2 separate regions of the Homo sapiens genome follow, and region 1 is linked to region 2. Evidence: chromatin contacts called from ENCODE Hi-C data. All regions are on one chromosome and are shown on one strand. The core of a region is the stretch at or near the end of the contact, and the rest is flanking DNA. Distances in the headings are between cores, read along the strand shown. Region 1 overlaps CDH13 (cadherin 13). Region 2 has its middle 310 kb from the start of MAF.

Region 1 (6,213 bases), core at 3,714-6,213, 3.4 Mb before region 2:
AGTACTATTTGACATAATTTTACAGATGTGAAAACTGAGGCACAGAGAGATTAAATATCTTGCCCAAGTTCATACAGCTAATAAGCAACGGAGGTGCAATTTATACCCAGGCAGCCTGACTCCAGTCTTAACCACTGAGCTACTTTCTCTCTTGAGACAGGTATGAAGAAAAGTAAGTATATTAAAATGTAACCATGATGGGATTTATCACAGGTATGCAAGGCTTGTTGAACATTTAAGAATCAATTGATGTTATCCAGCACATAAATGGGACAGCTAAATCTTTAAAGGAGTCAAATCAACTATTGGGAACCAGCAGTAACTGTGCACTGTTTTCTTCTGGCATTACTTTCTGTAAAATGGGAAGCATAATACCTGCCCCACATTCCTGGTGGCCTCCCTGCTCACAACTTTTGTGAGCTAAGCCTGGGATGATGACCAGGAGGCTCATATGCACATATCAATAGATATCACATGCACATATCAATAGATGCAGAAAAAGCACTTGGCAAAATCAATACTCATAATAACTCTCAACAAACTAGTAACAGACAGAAACTTCTTCAACTTAATAAAGAACAACTACAAAAAGCCTACAACTAACATCACACTTCATGGTAGGAAACTAGCTTTCCTGATAAGATCAGTAGCAAGGCAAGGATGTGCCCTCTTACCATTGTTTTTCAACATCGTCCTGGAAGTCCTAGCTAATGCAGTAAGATAAGAAAAGAAAACAAAGGTATAGTGATTGGAAAGTAAGAAACAAAACTTAGTTTGCAGATAAAATGATTATCTATGTAAGAAATCCAAAAAAATTGACAAACTCCAAGAATAAGTAATTATGCCAAGATTACAAGATACGAGGTTAATGTAAAAAAGCCAATCACTTTCCTATGTACCAGCAATGAATGAATGAAATCAGGAATTTAAAACACAATACAATTTACATTACCCTCCCCAAATTGGAATATTTACATATAAATCTAGCAAACTGTGTACATGAAATGTACAAAATACAGTAGTCTCTCTTTCTCCAAGGTTTGCTTTCTACAGTTTTACTCAACTGTGGTCAATCACAGTCTGAAAATATTAAATAGAAAAATTCCAAAAATAATTCATAAGTTTTAAATTACATGCTGTTCTGAGTTGCATGATGAAATCTTCTGTCATCCCACTCCATCCTGCCGGGAATGTGAATTATCATTTTCTTCAGTGTATCCATCCTGTCTATCTTACCCATCATCCATTAGTCACTCAGTAACCATCTTGGTTATCAGACTGACAGATTAAAAGAGAAGGGTGAGTGCGCTACAACAGATTTTGAGAGAGACAGCCCACATGCATGTAACTTTTATTACAACATATTGTCATAATTGTTCCATTTTATGGAGCAATTGTTGTTCATCTCTTACTGTGCCTCATTTATAAATTAAACTTTATCACAGGTATGTACAGGAAAAAAACATAATGTATGTAGGGCTTGGTACAATCCATAGTTTCAGGCATCCATTGGGTGTCTGGGAACTTATTCCCCATGAAAACTGGGGAACTACTGTATATATACAAGATCTATATGAGGAAACACAAATGTTTATAGCAGCTTTATTTGTAATCACCAAAACTTAGAAGCAACCAAGATATCCTTAAGTAGGTCAATGGATAAACTGTGATACATCCAGACAATGAAATATTATTCAATGCTAAAAAAAAAAAAAAAAAAGAGCTACCAAACCATAAGAAAACATGGAGGAAACTTCAATGCATGTTACCAAGTGAAGGAAGCTAATTTGAAAAGGCTACATACTATATTATTCCAACCATATGACATTCTGGGAAAGGCAAAGCTATGGAAATAGAAGAAAGATCGGTGGATTGCCAGGGGTTAGGGAGAAGGGAGTGGGTAGGCAAATAGGCAGAGCAAGTATTTTAGGGCTGTACAACTATTCTGTGTGATATCATAATGGTGGATACATGAATTTACACATTTGTCATGTATCCACCATACACCGTACAGCACCAAGAGTGAACCCTCATGTAAACTGTGAACTTTGAGTGATAATGATGTGTCAATGTAGAGTCATTGACTGTAACAAATGTACCATTCTGATGTGGGATGTTGATAGTGGGACAAGGCTGTGCATTTGTGGGGATAGGAGGTACTTGGGAAACTTCTGTACCTTCCACCAAATTTTGCTGTGAACTTAAACCTGCTCTAAAAAATAAGGTTTACTTGCTTTTTAAAAAATGCTACCAGGTGCCAACCTGTCTTCCTCTCTAGCCCCTCATCTCATCACCATCATTAACACACACACACACACACACACACGCACACCATTCAAATGCAACCAGGTGCACTCCAGCCTCTTTCTCCAGCCACACTGAGCCAGCTGCCATTCTCCTTCTACCCTGTGCCTTTGAACCACTGATTCTCTGCTTGAAGCCCCCACTCCCACACTGCCAGCTTTTGTTTGACTATCTTCAACATGATTTTCAGTCTCAGCTCATATGTCATCTTTTCACTGATAACTCTGTCCAAGGCAGATGCTCTTTCTCTGTACTTCCAAATCGAAATCAGAGTTCCTTTTGCTAGACCAGCATTTTCTGCCTTGCACGGTAACTCTCAGCTGAAGTTTCTGTCTCTCACACTGTCCTGAGACATGCCACTGGTTCAAGGGGCTGTCTAGGTGGTGCCAAACCTCATACAGATCCTGGCACATAGCAGGTGCCCACTAAAGGCTAGCTGAAATTTCAGGCACTTGAGTAGTGAGCCATGACCCGAAGGCATTGCTTCCTATCTGGGCGACCTTGCCTACTCTAAGCTTCAGTTTCCCCATTGTTAAAATGGGAAAGAATGATAATAAGGGCAATGCCTATTTCATTTGGTGGTTGTGAGGACTGAGTTAATATATATGTAAAATTAACAAATGTAAACAAGAAAAAAATAGCCTGTGGAGGAGGTAAGCTTCTGTAGGCTTCTTCTGAATTGCTTTGGCTTCCTCTGCTGCACATAAAAACAAATGATGTCACTGCCTTGCCCTCCCCCAACCCCACCAGTGGTTTCCCATCACTCTCAGCATCACACGCACACCCTCCCTGCAGCCTAATCTGCCTCCCTGATCTCATCTCCTACTCTTGGACCCGACACTGCGGTAGCCTCACTATTTCCTGCTTTAGGACTTTGCACTTGCTTTTTGCTCTTCCTGGCATACACTTTCCTTTTGAGATCCACATGGCCATCTCATCTACTTCAGAGAGATCTCAGTTGAAATGTCTCCTCTCCAGGACACCTCCCCTCACCCCCAACCCCTATCACAAGGAGCACCTTCGTCACACTTTACCCTTTTATGGTGCTTGATTGACCGGCTCATTGATTGCAACACTGATTACTAATGAATTTTCTTTACTGTTTGCCTCTGCCAATAAAGCAATAGCTCCATGAAGATAGGAACCTGGTTGTGCCCATTGCTATTTTCCTGGTGCTTGCGGGCATTCAGTAAATGTGTTGGGAAAATGAATGAATGTATGAACAGATGAATCCCCTGATACAATGGGAAAGGCAGGGAAATTATCTTGAGTTTCTTTTGGACTCCATCCTCCAGTTCTGGAAGCTTACCTGTACCCCAGAGCCAAGAGAATGACTAAAAGCATGAAATCTGGGACCACCAGCTCCACAGTTTATTTGCTATGGCTGTGGGCCTCAGCTACTTTGCCTGTATAATGGATCTAGTCACTCCATCTACCTCAGTAGTGTTGGGAGGGATGAAAGAACTGATACGAGGAAAGCCTTTAGCACAAGGCCAGGCACATACCTTTGTTAGCTGCTTCACGTGGTTAATACTATAACCTGAGAAGCTGCCCTCATCCTTTCTGTACCCACCTCTTCTGAATATGAAAAAAAAAAAAATCCTTATTTAAATCCATGGTTCCTTTGATGGTACAGCATTTGTATCTTTGCCCACGGCCCCATCCCCTAAGGATGTCTGCCCCCAAATAAAAGTTGTCAAACATTTTAAATGGTATTAAATTGTCCAGAAAATGGGAATGCCCAAAGCAGAGAGTCAGTCAATCAGGATTATTTGAGAGCTTCAAAAAGACAGAAGGAAGCCATTATTAGGTTTAAGAATATTGCATTCCACCTCCCACACAGCCTTTATCTAAATCTTCATTTAATTGGCAGCCTTCAGCACTGTCAGAATTGCATTCTGAGAACCAAGAGAAGTTTTCAAACATTCACACAATGTTATATGCTTGGCTCAAAACAACTCAAGGGGAAAGAACCATCTCTTCTGCAAGAGATTTGGGGATGCCCTAAAGCTGATGCTATGAGAGTTGGGAAACCGACCTTGAATAAGAAACCAAGACCACCATGTAAGTGTCAGCCAAAGACACTGTCCAGAGGTTTCAGGCAGAGAGACTCGGACCTGCTGTCTCCCCAGAATCTCTAGGTGACTCTCTAAGGGCAAGAATTCATCCTTTCTCTATCTCTCAGGACCTCCCCCACTGGCTGGTGCAGTGTAGGCCGGAAATAGATGTTTTTGCAATGACTAATGAGAATTTTTGCGGCTTTATGTCATAAGGGGAATCCTCTCTCAGGCCCATGTGTCTCTGCCTGAGTGATTCCAACCAGAAGCTGGGCTGGAAGAAACCTGATTTCTCCCTGTCCCTCCCTGTAACCCCGTACAGTTAATTAGCAAGTCTTATCTGTTGTGCTATATCTCATGATCTCTGTGGTATCTGTCCCCTTCTCTTCTCTCTCAGGGCCTTGAATGTGGTCTTCAGTCTTCTTCTCCGGAACTACTGCAAAAGGCATCTGTCTCCCATCCTGCGCCCCGGTGCAGGCACAAGCATGCTGATCATTGGAAAACCCAGATTTAAGAGCGTCTGTCACTGCTGCTGAAAAATCCCCCCTAGTTCCTGCGCCTCCAGGGTGAAATCCAAGTTTCTCAACATGACATGCACATCGTGTTTCTTAACCAATCCACCCCCTCCCTGGCTGCTCCCTCCTACCCCTGCAGCCCTGCACCTTGGCCTCCAGCCCCACAAGCAACTCTCAGCTTCCCCCAAGCATGAACTGCCAGCTCCCTCCACTCCATGTCTTTTCTTCTGCTGCTGGCTTTGTGCAGGTACATCCAGTCCCATTTTACTCAGTGCCTAATTTCTGTTGCTCCTTCAGGGCCCAAGTCAAATATATTCCCCAGAAGGCCTTCCTGGGTCCCTCTCTCTGTTCTCCTCCAAAGTTGGGCTGGTCTCTCCTCTGTATTTCCAACACACCTGAGGCTGAGCATACTTTTATTTATTTTTTTGTGTAAAATACACTAAGGCACTACAAAAAGGTGCAAAAGCCCAAGTATTCAGCTCAATGTTTTCCATGAGTTGCCACGTAACTGGCACTAAAATCAAGGAGAAACATTATCAGGTCCTCAGAAACCATCCACCCACCCCCTACCACCACCATGTCTTCTTCACAGACACTTGGAAAAACCGTTCAATAAGTATCTATCAAAGGTAAATTAACAAAATGGGTTTCCAAAGTGGTTGTACTCCCAAGCTCATTCACACTGAATGGACAATGTTGACTGCCTTGTCTGTTTACCCTTCTGAATTACAACATCCTGGGGTCACGGACTACCTTTTGGTCGCCTGTTTACCCCCAACTTCTACAAAGAGCCAGCACATGAATGAACGAATCAATGAATGAATGAGCTAATGAAGGAGTGGGATGAAGAACATACACTGTCAGTTTGAGCAACAGTTTTGATTTTCTTCTGGTCTTTGTTAAATGTGCCTCTCTCATTGGAACCCACAGTTACAGAAAGATTCTGGGATTCCCATCAGAACTCACAAAAGACCATAGGTCCACTAGAGATTGTCAGAGGAAAAATAAAAAGGCTTTAAAGGTCATTGGTTTTAACCAGAAAAAAAAAAAAAAAAACAATTCTAGGTAATGCAGGCCAGTTAAGTTGGTTTGACAGCCAACCTCAGCAGCAGCAGCAGCAGCAGCAGCAGCAGCTTCCAATATCTTTCTAGATTGGTTCATTTTCCAAGATCTGTAATTTTTAAATGAGGAGTAGGATCAAAGGTCAATCTCACTTCCTGGAGCAGAAGCTTAAGTATGGGCTGTAATCATATCACTGAGCAAACTTCAAAAGCTGCTGGTGCAGTGACAGCAACCACCTGTCTATCTTCAAACCAGATGAATGGCTTTTCTGATGC
Region 2 (5,491 bases), core at 2,354-4,853:
TGGGAATCTGCATTTTTAACTGAGGGTGCTTTCTCATGGAGGACCAGCCTCAGTGACTCTAATGCAGTTGATTCAAGGTCAACAATTTGAGAAACACCAAATTCGCCCTGGGAGTTGGACGGTATTCTAGATTCCAAAGGAAAAAATGAGGCATCATTGGAAGCTGTTGCACGGAACAGACAGATCACACAGTGTCTCAAAGCACACCCGTTTTATGTAATAGACCAACAGGATGATCTGCTCCATGTAGCCAACCCCCCAGCCCAAATCTTGTGACTTTTACTCTGTTTTACTCTGGATTAGATAATGTACACACACGTCGCAGCATGGTTAAGCACACAGGCTCTTGGGACAGCTGTCCCTGGATTAAAACTCAGTTCCCCGTGGTTAAACTCTCTCTAAAAAGATGATTCTGACTCTCAGACCTCTGTTACCTTTTTGAACCCAAAGGGTATTCAGAAAGAAAAGGCTTCTTCATCTTGGGCATTGACTCGATGACCCATGTAACTAGTCCTGGGGAAAGATAATTTGCCGCAGAGCCCGTATGATTTATGGGAAATTAATATGAAAAGCCTGGCTATATCTCTCATCAGATAAAAGCTCGGTGTTGTTGGCATCCTCTGCCCTCTGTTCTAAGCCTCCCAGGAGACAACTCTTTTATCTGATTGGAAGTAGCTTCCCTCCCATGGGGTTTTGGACTTGGGATTTTAAGAAGATATACAGGCTGAGCACAGTGGCTCAGGCCTGTAATCCCAGCACTTTGGGAGGCCGAGGTGGGTGGATCACAAGGTCAAGAGATAGAGACCAGTGCCTGGCCAACATGGTGAAACCCCGTCTCTACTAAAAATACAAAAATTAGTTGGGCGTGGTGGCAGGCGCCTGTAGTCCCAACTACTCAGGAGGCTGAGGCAGGAGAATCGCTTGAATCCAGGAGGTGGAGGTTGCAGTGAGCTGAGACTGCACCACGCCACTGCACTCCAGCCAGGTGACAGAGCAAGACTCCGTCTCACAAAAAAAAAAAAAATACACAAACAAACATCCTGCCTTTTGTTCATCCCTGAGGGGACAGCCTGCCTAAGAGAACAAACTTTGGACTCTGAGCACTTGGATGCATCCCTCCCTCTGTTTTCTCATGAGTTGTGACACCTTGGAAGAATGATTTGACTTCTCTCAGCCACAGTTTCCACATCCCTAAAATGGTCAACAAGTGCCCCATTCAGGCTGCTTTGCAAAGCTGTCATGATAACCATATGGCCACAGTGGAAGGTCTTGTCTGATGGTCACAGCCATGACACACTCATCCGCCCGTAGTATAAGGCACAGGTGCCAGAATAGCCTAGAAGCCTATAAATGTTCTGCGAATTAATCAAGTACTCTCAGCTTCTCCTCCCAACCCCAAAAACCTGCTTCCTCTGCCTTCTCTCACGGTGGGTAGCCAAACAGTCCCCCAGGTGAGACATCTAGGTGTCCCCCTTCACAATTCCATCTTCTCCCCACTGCCACTCCAGGCCTTCCCTGAGACCCACCAATTTAACCTCATAATGATTTCCCCCATCTCCTCTCTACCTCCCGCCATCCCAGAAACACTGCTCTTGCCTGCCCCAGTCTTCCATCACCTCCTTTGTGGGCTCCCGCCACTCTGCTGCCAGAGCACTTTTGAAACACCAGTCACACCGTGCCACTCCCTGCTTGAAATCCCTACAGTGTTTCTCCACAATCTTGAGAATCGAGTGACATTTTCTTAGCTTGGAATACAAGTCCTTGCATGGCCTCATACTTCACTAAGACCAAACCACTTAGAGATCTCAGCAGGTATCTTTGCTTCTCTGTCTCCTTTAACAAACAAACAGGCTGGGTGCAGTGGCTTACGCCTGTAATCCCAACACTTTGGGAGGCCGAGGCGGGTGGATCACCTGAGGTTAGGAGTTTAAGACCAGCCTGGCCAACATGGTGAAACCCCATCTCTACTAAAAATAGAAAAATTAGCTGGGCATGGTGGTGCGTGCCTGTGATCCCAGCTACTCAGGAGGCTGAGGCAGGAGAATTGCTTGAACCTGGGAGGAGGAGGTTGCAGTGAGCTGAGATGGCACCACTATACTCCAGCCTGGGTGACACAGCGAGACCCTATCTCAAAAAACAAACAAACAACACACTGCTTATTCTCTTCCACCTGGAATGTCCTTCCTTTCCTCATGTTTACCTAATTCACTCACCTGTAAGATTCCACTACTCAGTCAATAAGCTTATTATCTATTTCTATATAACAACACCTTCCCAAAACTTAATGGTTTAAAATAATTGATTATTACTGTATCTCAAAATTTCACGTGTCAGGAATTCACACAGGGCTCAGCAGAGGTGACTTTGCTTTGTTCAGTGATGTATGGAGCTAAACTGTGATGACTCCCAAGGGCTGGGGGCTGAATAGGCAGCTCACTCTCTGTCCACATGGCCTCCCCACGTAGCAGCTTGGACCTCCTCACAGCATGGCAGCCTCGGGATTCTTATGTAACCGGCTTAGGATGTAGCAACTCAGATCTCCAAGAGAAAGGAAATAGAAACTGCCTTGAAATATCAGAAATGGCGATGGTGTGACTTTCACTGTACACTATTAGTCAAAGCAGGTCAGCCCAGGCTCAAGGGGAGGAGATACACACCCCACCTCTTGATGGCAGAAGCATCAAAGAACTTGTGAGCATCATTAATCCATCACTGTCATCATCTCCTTGAAGAAGCCTGGAGTCCACTCCTCCCCTGCTTCCCCTTCACCCTCCCTCTGCCCTCCCTCCAATGCCTTCCTCTCTGTTTTCTGATAAAAACAGAGTAATTACAAGCAGTGAAAAATATCCCCAAGGAACTGGGAGTAGTTTTGTTAAATAAAGGGTGCTGGAGCTCACTGGTATGGCACATGTTGTTTGGCACATAATGGGTTCTCAATAAATCGGAGCTACGATGAGGAGGGTTAGCTAGCTTTATTAAAATTAAAATGTGCCTTGTCTGTTTGGTGACTGCCTAACACAGAGAAGCTAACCCATAGGAGGTTCTCCCAAGGTGATGAATAAATGAATGAGTGAGTGAATGAAAGAATGAGTGAGTGAATGAATGGGTGAATAAATGAATGAGTGAATGAAAGAATGAGTGAATGAATGAATGAGTGAATAAATGAATGAGTGAATGAAAGAATGAGTGGATGAATGAATGAGCAAATAAATGGCTCAACAAACAAGTGGATGTTTCTGCATGCAGTCTGATTCCTGACGCTAAGGGATCCAGGCAAACCAAAAAATAACATCTGATTTCCGGCCTGCGTAGACACTCCAGCTTTAATTACACGTGGGTCATGGCAGGACTCAGGGTTTGGGGGTTTGGGGGAAAACACTTGGCCTCCTGCCACAACCCTCACAATGGACTAAGGTCTTTACCGCCAGCTGCTGGTCCTCAAGCTTCCAGTGTGGACTCACATCAGCTGTGCCTCCCCCGCCAGCCCCCGCCTCACCGGGAAGGGGCTGGTTTGCAGAATGAGACCCTCTCAAGGCCGAGGGCCCGGGAGTGCTTCCTCTCTGCCCCTAGCTGAACAGCAGCTGGGCTGGGAGCGTGGCAGGTGTCTAACAGCCTGCCGCAATCCTGCATAACAGGAAGTGAAAGAGAACACCATATCCAATTGAAACTGCAGTGGAATATGGGCTGCAATGCTTAATTAACCACCCTCAGTCATTTCACAGATTTCTGTTGTTGCTGAAGGAAAAAAAAAAAAAAAAAAGGAAGGCAGAGTACGTGGAGGACAACAAAGCTGATTCTGGAATGTTCGTTTGTGTTCATGCTCCCTGCTCCCACAGTCAGCAGCCTGCTGACATAACGCGAAGGGGACGCTCACTTCTGGCTTCGGTTTTTAATGGGTTTCCAAAGGGTTTTTTTGTCTGTTTGTTTTTTGGTTTTTTGCCAGAGAGTCAGGTCTGTGCCATACTCCAAGAACTCGTCGATACGTTTGTGTGGGAGGAGGCGGGGAAGAGGCATGTTGAGTGCATTTGTGCAGTTGTGTCTCTACGAGGGTGTTTGTGCAGAGGCACACAAAGCTGTGTCCTGGGTTGTGTGGGAGCCTGTGGATACGGCCATGTGAGAACGGGTGGACGTGTGGGCATTTGCCTCTGTCTGGGTTGTTTCACCTGTTAAAGATGCGTGGGAATGTCTGTGGGTAGCTCTGAGCAAGTTCTGTATCTATGTGAGGCACCAGTATGTATGCCTGGATAGATATTTCAATAGATGTGTCTTTGCCTATGCTGAAAAAAGTGAGTGAAAGAAGTATTATTGTTCAAGTGTGCATGCACATATACACGTGTGCATGCAAGGATAATGGTGTGGCAAATAAATGTGTGAGTGAAGATGAGAAACAGCATACTGCCAAATGTATCAAGAACCCACTAAGTAGTTGGCAGTGAATTTATGCTATGAAACTATCTGCTACTTGATGGTGGGGCCAACTTTTCAATATCAGGTGACCTCAGCTTCCTTCTCTAGCAGAGGATAGTACAGAGGACTTTTCTAAGAAGGTTCCATAGTTTCTGTAGGCTTCACTTTGCATCATCACCTCATTTTCCAAACCAAACTTGCCTGTTCACCTAGATAGACTTTCTGGGGAGAGTCTTTGGAATGCTGTAAATTCTAAACGGTTTTTAAACAAAAAAGTATTTAAAAAGTATTTTAAAAGTATTTTAAAAGAAAAACCAGCTAGCTACTGCTTATTAAGGGCTGACTAGTTGGCCCATATCACCCAGATGCCTATCAATATTGATCTTATTTGATCTCTCAATAAACTTATTAGGTAGGAACTGTTATCATTTCCTCTGTAAACTGAAGTAGCCAGTGGGAGGTAGGGCCAGGGTTTAAACACACACTGTCGTGCTGTAGAACCCAAACTGTACTGAGTCATCGTCCCTAAATATGGGGGCAGAGATGGTGCCCCTTTGGCTCAGCCAGTTGTGCAGTGGGAATAATTTGCCACACTGCCCTTAGGAACAGTGGTCCCTTCTGTGAGCACCAGAATTGCTCCTGGAAAGAATGGCAGTGCAGACCTCAGTGTGCGCTGGTCACGTTGGGGAAGTCACCTCCCGCCTTCCTGCAGGACGTCAGTGCCCTCATTTGGTGGTGAGTCCTGCGGTGCCCTCTGGCCTTGCGGAATCCAGCTCCTGAGCAGCACACTTTCAGGATTTCAGGGTGGTTTCTGAGTAATGGATTCCCCACCCCTGGAGGCCACCAGAATCACCATGGTAAACTTCCTATAAAAGCAACATCCAGAGTCCCACTCCCAGAAATTCAGAGTCAGCGGTTCTAGAGAGGAGTCAGGAGCTTGCGTTTTGCACAAGCCTTCCCTGCTCCCCACACCTAGGGGACTCTGATGTAGGTGTCCAGGGACCAAATTTTCGGAAAAACTGCTGTCCCTATTTTCCAGCTGTACAGCTTAGGCATTCTCGTCCCTAATCCTAAAGGAGCTATC

Evidence for each region. A loop is a pair of places that touch in the nucleus more often than their neighbours do. Pooled maps may share reads with other maps.
Region 1: a map with no recorded cell type shows a loop between it and region 2 (6-fold over the local background). The contact joins two enhancer-like sites. A Hi-C loop is called at or near these places in 2 of 37 single-sample maps with no recorded cell type and 6 of 50 pooled maps.

Annotation. Positions count from the first base shown.
Region 1 is chr16:82,652,426-82,658,638 of GRCh38, reverse strand. The region is part of intron 1 of CDH13 (cadherin 13); the gene reads right to left. Among named protein-coding and RNA genes, the nearest start is that of CDH13, 29 kb to the right of the region's middle. RefSeq lists silencers at 2,937-2,986, 2,921-3,215 and enhancers at 4,119-4,168, 4,409-4,458, 4,509-4,718, 4,540-5,039, 3,960-5,159. Within about 2 kb of position 4,963, at least 13 of the 41 ENCODE cell types and tissues checked have a DNase peak (open chromatin) inside an H3K27ac peak, as active enhancers do.
Region 2 is chr16:79,285,388-79,290,878 of GRCh38, reverse strand. It overlaps a transcript of MAF not described here. Among named protein-coding and RNA genes, the nearest start is that of MAF, 310 kb to the left of the region's middle. RefSeq lists an enhancer at 2,991-3,491. Within about 2 kb of position 3,603, at least 12 of the 41 ENCODE cell types and tissues checked have a DNase peak (open chromatin) inside an H3K27ac peak, as active enhancers do.